Linked DNA regions of Homo sapiens: region 2 is linked to region 1. The links are chromatin loops, found by intact Hi-C in ENCODE. Cell type or tissue: B cell. All regions are shown on one strand. Each heading gives the region's core, and the rest is flanking DNA. Links, peaks and the distances in the headings are about the cores only.

Region 1 (4,494 bases), core at 966-3,465:
CGCTTCTTTTTCCTTATTGTAACAGTGTTTCTCAAACTTGTTAAACTGTGACCCATTGTAATATTTACTGTTTATATCACCACCTAGTATACATTTACATATATAAACAAAATGCAAAAATACTCTGCATGAAATGCACTTTATTATTATTCTATTCTCCCACACCCTTCAAGTTTTCTGTAACCTCTGAAGAGATTTTGTAATTAAGGAAATTAAAAGTGGAACAAACAAAAGACCAGGTATAGTGTTTTGTCACTCATTAAGTGATTAAAATTTTTATTATTTTATAAAACATGGGCTACCAAGAGAAATCTATCTATTAATGTTGGAGGCAGAAGTGAAAAAATGTTAATGTTTAAGACAGATAAGCTCTGCACCACGATAAAAAAAAAAGCTTTATCAATGTCTTTAGGTATATGTATGCAATCATAAGAATCTAAAGGGGGGTCAGCTAAGTGTTTCAGTTATATCTGAGCTGTACTTAATGTGGTAAAATATATGCTGTAGTAGTATTCAGGAATCTGGGGATTCAGCCATTTCAGGACCATCCCTTAAGAGTGCTAAGGGTGGATACTATCTTGTAATTGTTTGACTTTAAATTGTTTACTTCACAGTGCCTGGCTCAGGTAAAGTGCTCAGTAAACATTTGCCATATGGGGGAAAGAGGTTGTTTCAAGAATGGTCAAGGAGATGAAAATTAAAGTAACAGGAGAAATCATTCTTCATCCATTTTACTAAACCAGTACTTAAGAACTAGACCAGATGTTTACTGAAACTTTATTAGTGCAAAGAAAGTAGAAACAAAGCAAATGTCCATCAATTGTTACATTAACTTTGATATATTCTTATCATGGAATAGTATGCAGCAGTTAAAAATGCTTTTAAAAACATAATAGGGGACCCTGAAGGATTTCTACTTTACAATATACTGCATATGTACAAGAGAAAAGCAGAAAGTAAAATGCAATCAAATATGGTACCATTTTTTGTAAAGTACACCTGTGCATGTATGTTTATGCATGATTATAAGAACATGGAAAAAACATAGAAGAATAGATACCAGGAGGGACAGAAAGTTAGCCATCCCCCAATACATACATTAAATGTCAACAATAAAAATACTCTGTATGATATAGTCCCTCTCATAATCATGCGTATGTAGCAAAGATATACTCAAAGAGATGCATGAAAAAATAAAAATTTCTAGCACATTTTCCAGTAAGAAAAAAAAAAAAAACAAATGTCCACATGAATAGATAGAATGGACTGGTTGATCTAGATTAAAATATAAAGGAAAGAACATACAAAAAGATGTTTTTTTTTTTAAATATAGTTTTTAAAGTATGGTATTTGACTTTCCTGCAATAATTGGTACTTGTTATCACTCTCCCTCCTTGAAACATTCACCTGTTTTCCATGACACCACACTGGCTGGTTTCTCTCCTGCTTCTTTGGTCCCTCATTCTCAATCTCTTGAGGCCTCTTATTTCTTATTTGTCCTTCAGGGCCCTGTCCCTCTGCCTACTCCTCAGTACACTCTCCCTAGGTAATTTAATTTGTTTACAAGGCCTCAGTTACCATTTACAAGGTAACAGGGCATTTCGAAATCAGTTCTCCTCCTGAGCTATACACTTGACTATCCGTAGACCTACTGGAAATCCCAGATGCCTAAAAACATAATCCCATACTAAACTCGTTTCTTCCCTCTCAAATCTTTTTCCTGCTCTGAGATCGCATGTCAGTAAACTGGCATCATCAGCCATCCAGCTGTTGACTCCCCACTTCTCCCTGGATTAAACGAAACGTACAAGTTCTGGCCTGCATCTTTCCATAGAGGGGGATTCGGGAAAATTAAGAAGCCAGAAATTGCGCATATTGAAGGCACTTTCAAAAAGTCACTGTCCTCTACACAACGTGACTTTCTCCATTGTCTTCCAGGCACCTGCAGGAATCCAATTCCCATCATTCTTCTCTGGCGCGGCCCTCCTCCTCCCTAGACAGCAGGGCAGGGTAGGACTGGACCCAACACAGACCTAGGCACCGACCCTTACTTAGCTCAGCAGCCAAATGAAGGAGGAGGTCGCTCCACTTCTACCTTCAGGTAAGTTCCCCTCGCTGCACCCCGCAAAAAAACAAGTAACAACCTCTAGAGCGGCTACTGCACGCCAATACCCACCTCCTCCCCCCCAACCTCAGACCTCCACTAAATACCTAAGATCCTAGAGTCCCTGCCTGAAGGCACGCGAGACGCTGGGGGAAGGTGTCCGCGCTGGCTCCACATCCTCGCGCGGCAGAGGTAAGCCGCTTCCAGTCTTCCCAGGCCTTACCTGGGATCTGACATTTGTTTGCAACTCAGGGGCCGCGGTTTTCCAGAGGCCTTGCTTCCGGGCGAGGCTACCCCTACCCCAGAGAAGAAGCCGGTACGAAACTGCTCCGCCGTAGGACACACAGGGCGCCGCCATGTTAGCTGTGGGAGCTCCAGGACCGGAGGGGTGAGGGGGCGGGGCCTAGAGACGGCGCAGGCGCTAATGGCGCGGGGTTCCAGAGGCTGTCCTGTGCAAGAGCTTCTCGGGCCTTTGGATCAGGGGGCGTGTCCCGCGATCCGCGACAGCTCGTCGCTGATTGGGTGCATGGTGTCCGCGGGGCGTATCCGACTCCACCCCTGCTCGGTGTCGACCTCAAGAAGGATCGCTGGTGGGTCGTTTTTCTCGGCCTCTTTCTCTTCACGTCCTGAACTCAGTCTCTTCGGGACTCACTTCCACGCTCTCCTAGTCTCTTTGGCACTCACATCCACGTGGCGCTTTAGCCAGCCCTTCCTTCCCAGCCCCCTTGCTGCACCTCGAGCCGGCTCTTCCTCCACCTGGGCAGGGCGGCCGGGGCCCCAGATGCGCTCCAAGCCTTGATTCCTGTCTGCCTTATCCTAGTAGGGGTTTTCCCCTCCTCTAACTTTCCACGTTCGTCTGGTTCCAAGTCAAGACTCTCCTGCAGCAACTGTCAAGCCCCTCTCGGTTCCCTGGCACTCTCCTGCGTTGTTTCTTAACTGTATAATGCACAGGATAAACCTTAAACCGGTAAGGTCAAACACTACCTTTCTCGTTTTTGCACGCCCCTCCCTAAGCGTTGGTACTAAGCCTTACTTGAAACCCAATCAGAACTGATTAATTGTTGAATAGAGATGAGTATGTCTTGCTTTCTGAAACTTGCGTGCTCCTGGCAGTTAACTCCCAGGTTGCTTTCTACGAAACACATACTAAATGATGTAGTAACGCACTTTAAAAGGGTTTACACACACTTAGATTTGAAGGGTCAGTAAAAGTAAAACACACAGAAAATCTGAGATCATACAAAGTTGTCAAGCAAATAAATGCCGTCTACTATCACCATCATTTCACGAAACAGAACTTTTTAGCATTAAAAAGGTAGAATGGCAGAATTTCACAATAAAGAAAAATCTTTTAAATGGAATACATTTACTTGTATAAAATGCTCATCCTGTTGTTCTTTTTGTTATTAGCTTTTAGACTAGCAAAAGATATCTTGAGAAATTGGCAGAGGTCGGAGGACTAAACTCTGATTTTTTTATCTTGCCCAAGATTCCTATCTACAGGATTTGGGGAGTCATGCCCTACAAATCATAAATTCTTATTAGATGGGTTTTACTTAACCCTATATATGGTGACTTACTTTCCAACCTGACTCTGGCATAACATTACAAGACAAGGAAGAAAATCAAAATATTTTACCCCAAAACATGTTTCTTTGCCATATCTTGAAATGGCCCTGCAAAGCTGTCCTTGGAGGGGTGGGATATGCATCTGTAAAGAATCTGTATTAACATAGCTAGATCTTTTTCTTCCAGACCCTCCCAATCCTAAAGAGATTAACTAAGATCTGAATAGGAAACATTTGTCATCCATTGTCTCTAAGGGCAGCCACTGTAAGACTTACAGAGAACTTTGGTCTCCACAATCTTTATCTTAAACTGAACATTCCCTTTCTATCAGTCCCAGGTCTTTCTGGACCAAACCAATGTATTTCTTAAATGTGTTTGATTGATGTCTCATGCCTCCCTAAAATGTATAAAATCAAGTTGCGCCCTGACCACCTTGGGCACAAATTCTCAGGACCTGCTGAGGACTGTGTCATGGGCCATGATCACTCATATTTGTCTCAGAATAAATCTCTTCAAAATATTTTACAGAGTTCGACTCTTTTTGTCAACGGATGGATAAACTAGCATTTGGGAATCAAGACTTTATTTATTTATTTATTTTATTTATTTTGAGATGGAAGTTCGCTCTTGTCGTCCAGGCTGCAGTGCAGTGATGTGATCTCGGCTCACTGCACCTTCTGCCTCCCGGGTTCAAGCGATTCTCCTGCCTCAGCCTCCCGAGTAGCTGGGATTATAGGTGCCCACCACCATGCCCAGCTAATTTTTGTGTTTTTAGTAGAGACAGGGTTTCGCCGTGTTGGCCAGGCTGGTCTTGAACTCCT
Region 2 (3,401 bases), core at 1-2,500, 300 kb before region 1:
GGATTCTCTTGGACAACGTTCCCAGAGAATTCATAAGCCCATTACTTTGGAAAGTATTGCCTTAGGACAGTGGTGGTCAAAGCATGCTTTCTGGGCCAGCAACAAGCTCGTTAAAAATGCAAGATTTCGGGCCACATTCCGGAACTACTGAACGAGAAACTGAGGACGGAGCCCAACAATCTGTGTTTTAGCAAGTCCCTCGACTCATTCTTAAGTACCTAAAAAGTTTGAGAACCACAGGTAAAAACTTACTGACATAATTAAGCTCTACGTGGCAAGAGGACCTGAAATTCAACAAAGATAGGGTACTAAGGGGAAAGCCATATGAAAAACAACAAAATACGCTACATAAACCCCAAGGAAACTTCCAGTAATTCTCTATCACTTAAAACATCACTTTTTTCCTTTCTCACTTTTCTCCTATTATCAGAGGCCACACCAGCTGGAAAAGAGCACGCACTACATGGAGAGCCAGGAGCCCTGAATTCTCCTCCCGGAAGTACCATTTACAGATGTTGTGACCTTAAACAAGTCACTTCATCTCTCTGGAACTGTTTTTATCATCTTTAAACGATTAGAAGGTGTGGAATGGACGGTTTCTCAGATGCTTTCCAGTCCTGACAGTCCATGATTTCTACATTCCATGTCTATTCCACGCTTCTTTCTTCCTCAGGTCGGGGCTTACACACAGGCAGGGGGTGTCGCCTGGGACTCCTCTTTACAAGCCATCGGGACTCAGATAGATAAGCCCTATTTCCCAAGCATTCCTGATATTCTACGGACGTCTCATTTTTGGAGAGGGGGCGAGGAGCAGGAGCGAGGAGACAGCTGCCTGGTCTGTGTGGGTGGAGAGTGACACAAACCCGGCGGGAGTGTCCGTGGTTGCCGAGGGCTACTTAAGGCAAGCTCGGGTGCAAGCGCCTCACCTGGGAAGGCCCACCCGCCCACCCTCCGATCCGGCGCGCCCAACCTGCTCCAGAGTGAGGAGAAGGAACTCCTGGGACAGCAGCTCCGGGTGCAGCAGCAGTTCCGAGTCCGTGCAGCTGCGACCGCCCACATCCCCCGCCATGGTCGTCGCCAGGAGACCCCAGTCGGCTACCCACAAAGCCCCGCGAAGGAAGCGTTGCGGAAGTGACGTACTCGGGCGGAGACTCGCGTGTGTCGTCACTCTGAGTCGCCGCATGCCGGGCTCCTTCTCTCGCTGCTGGTTCGGGTGTTGGGGCCTGGTCCCGCTTGCAAAAGCTCCCACGGACCAGAGAAAAGAGGAGGATGTCAGACGTAGAAACAAATGGCGTGTCAAGTTTCGCAGGAAGAGAGGGAAGAGTGAAGCTCCGGGAGCCAGCCACGATTAGTCGCGCCTTCTGTGACGTCCAATGGCAGAGGTCAAAGGGATTCCTGGGGCAACCTCGAGGGAAAGAATTCTGGCTCCGAGGGCCGGTGTACAGTGCTTTAAATATGGCAGTGGTTATGTGTGAAATTATCGTGTTTTTCTGTTTAACCTGTTTCTTGTCTCTTCATCGCCTTTCTATATAATGTAAGACCAGAGGCTTTATGTAGTGAATTCCCTGTAACCCCGGCTGCTTGGACAGATAGGTATTCAAGTATTTGTTTCTTGAAGTAATCCTCTGAATTAACTTGCTCACATGTAAAAAATAATAACGGGCTGGGAAACGCCAGTAATAGCCGCCAAACGTTTGTTAGACATTTACAGTGTGCCAGGGACTGCATTTTACGTGTATTATCACATTCCTCAGAACAGCCTAATGAGGTATATATTACTAGAATGCCTATTTTTCAGATGAGGAAACTGATGCATAGAAAGGATAATTTACTCAAGAGCGAGGAAGTAGCAAGCATAAAATCCAAGTACATTTTTTTCTGCATGTATTAATAGGTACAATGAAGTAACTTTTTAAATTGCTGTAGGTATCAATCATAGTCTTAATTCCCAGTAATTCACTTACTAAGAAATATTTTCTGCTTCTCTTTCATCATTCATGGGAGAGATACATATCCCTAAATATTTTGCACATTTAAAACTTAAACTTGGGTATGGTGGCTTATGCCTGTAATCACGGCGTTTTGGGAGGCTCAGGTGGGAGGATTGCTTGAGTCCAGGAGTTCCAGGCCAGCCTGGGCCACATAGTAAGACCCCGTATCTACAAAAAATAAAAAAAAAATTAACCGGGCATGGTAGTGTCTCTGTAGTACTAGCTACTCGGGAGGCTGAGGTGGTAGGATCACTGGCGCCCAGCAATTCCAGCCTGCAGTTAGGATTACCACACTGCACTTCAGCCTGAGCGGCAGAATGGGACCATGTCTGAAAAAATAAATAAAAAATAAAACTTGCAGGTATGTTCTGAATGTTTATTGTATGCATCCTCTATGAGGTATCATTTTATTGGAAATTATTGCATTGTCTACAAAAATATGAAGAACTCTGAAGATGCCAAAAGATAAACCGTGAAAGAGTACTAGAAGTGAGCTCCTCAAAAAGATAAAGCTGAGAAGTGTTTCCCAATTTTTCTTACTCATTTATGTATGTAATACTTTATGTCTAGAAACTGAATTTCAGAGCTGGGAGGGAACTTAAAAGTTAGTCCAGTTCTTTCATGTTAGTGCCAAGAAAGCTGATCAGAAAGAGATTAAATGACTTGCCCAAAATTGAATAGTCTTAAATCTGAGCTGAGGCAGGCGTCTGAATGTCTTAAATTGGAGTTAAATGTATTAGCGTCATAGTATTAACATCATCATATTCCATATCTCTCAAATCTGATTTGATTTTCATTACAATAGAGAAATAAGTGTGATTAGTATTATCCCCATTTCCTTCACCGGGAGGCACATTGTTTTAGTATCAAAAGCAGCTACCTTGGGAGAATCCGGGGCTAGAAACCTGACTTCATTTCAAGTTTTACTCTTGTTGCACCAAAACCTTGGGTGAGTTAGTTTCTCAGCCTCAGTCCCCTCATCAGGAAAATGCTGTGTTAGCACTTTCTGTGAAGAATGATCAAAGGAGTGGAGATTATGGAGATTATAAACACACTTGACACAGTAAGTGTTTAAGAACTGGTAGCTGATTTTTACAAAGTTATGGGTCATAGAAGGCAGTTTAGAGAAAAGGGCAGGCTTTGGAGTAGCTCAGTTGTATTATAACCTTGGCTTCTTTACTCACCTAGGACATACATTCTCTCTTTAGCTGTAGCTTCCTCCCTTCTGAGATGGAAATTATAAGCCATCTCACAGTGTTGTGAGGATTGGAGCTCAAGTGTGTAAAATGCCTCCTCTGTGGGCTCTCCTTGGAGAGTTCTTGTATCCTATTGATTGTCATCAAAGGAAAAAAGTGGCAGGATGATGGCATAAGTGGGAAGAACCTTGAGTTTAATAGTCTGAAAAAGTGG

The links. Peaks named below come from ENCODE experiments on the same cell type or tissue, not always from the same donor. Only the 100,000 strongest peaks of a DNase experiment are listed, where the experiment ranks them.
Region 2: it touches region 1 in a loop (16-fold over the local background); 7 of 110 quality-filtered maps call a loop at or near these places.

Annotation. Positions count from the first base shown.
Region 1 is chr2:105,036,061-105,040,554 of GRCh38, reverse strand. It overlaps MRPS9 (mitochondrial ribosomal protein S9), which reads right to left and starts at 2,486. Exons shown (of 11, transcript NM_182640.3): 1 at 2,328-2,486. The coding sequence starts at 2,462. MRPS9-AS2 (MRPS9 antisense RNA 2) reads left to right here and starts at 2,059. Exons shown (of 3, transcript NR_110603.1): 1 at 2,059-2,101. RefSeq lists enhancers at 1,504-2,446, 2,200-2,529, 2,700-2,749, 2,800-2,849, 2,870-3,079. In B cell, for the core only: no CTCF peak of the experiment used is centred there; a DNase peak (open chromatin) is centred at 2,524; H3K4me3 peaks cover 1,824 bases; H3K27ac peaks cover 1,839 bases.
Region 2 is chr2:105,335,256-105,338,656 of GRCh38, reverse strand. It overlaps C2orf49 (chromosome 2 open reading frame 49), which reads right to left and starts at 1,117. Exons shown (of 4, transcript NM_024093.3): 1 at 971-1,117. The coding sequence starts at 1,069. It overlaps C2orf49-DT (C2orf49 divergent transcript), which reads left to right and starts at 1,164. Exons shown (of 2, transcript NR_187479.1): 1 at 1,164-3,401. RefSeq lists enhancers at 1,025-1,074, 1,085-1,474. In B cell, for the core only: no CTCF peak of the experiment used is centred there; a DNase peak (open chromatin) is centred at 1,246; H3K4me3 peaks cover 2,262 bases; H3K27ac peaks cover 2,231 bases.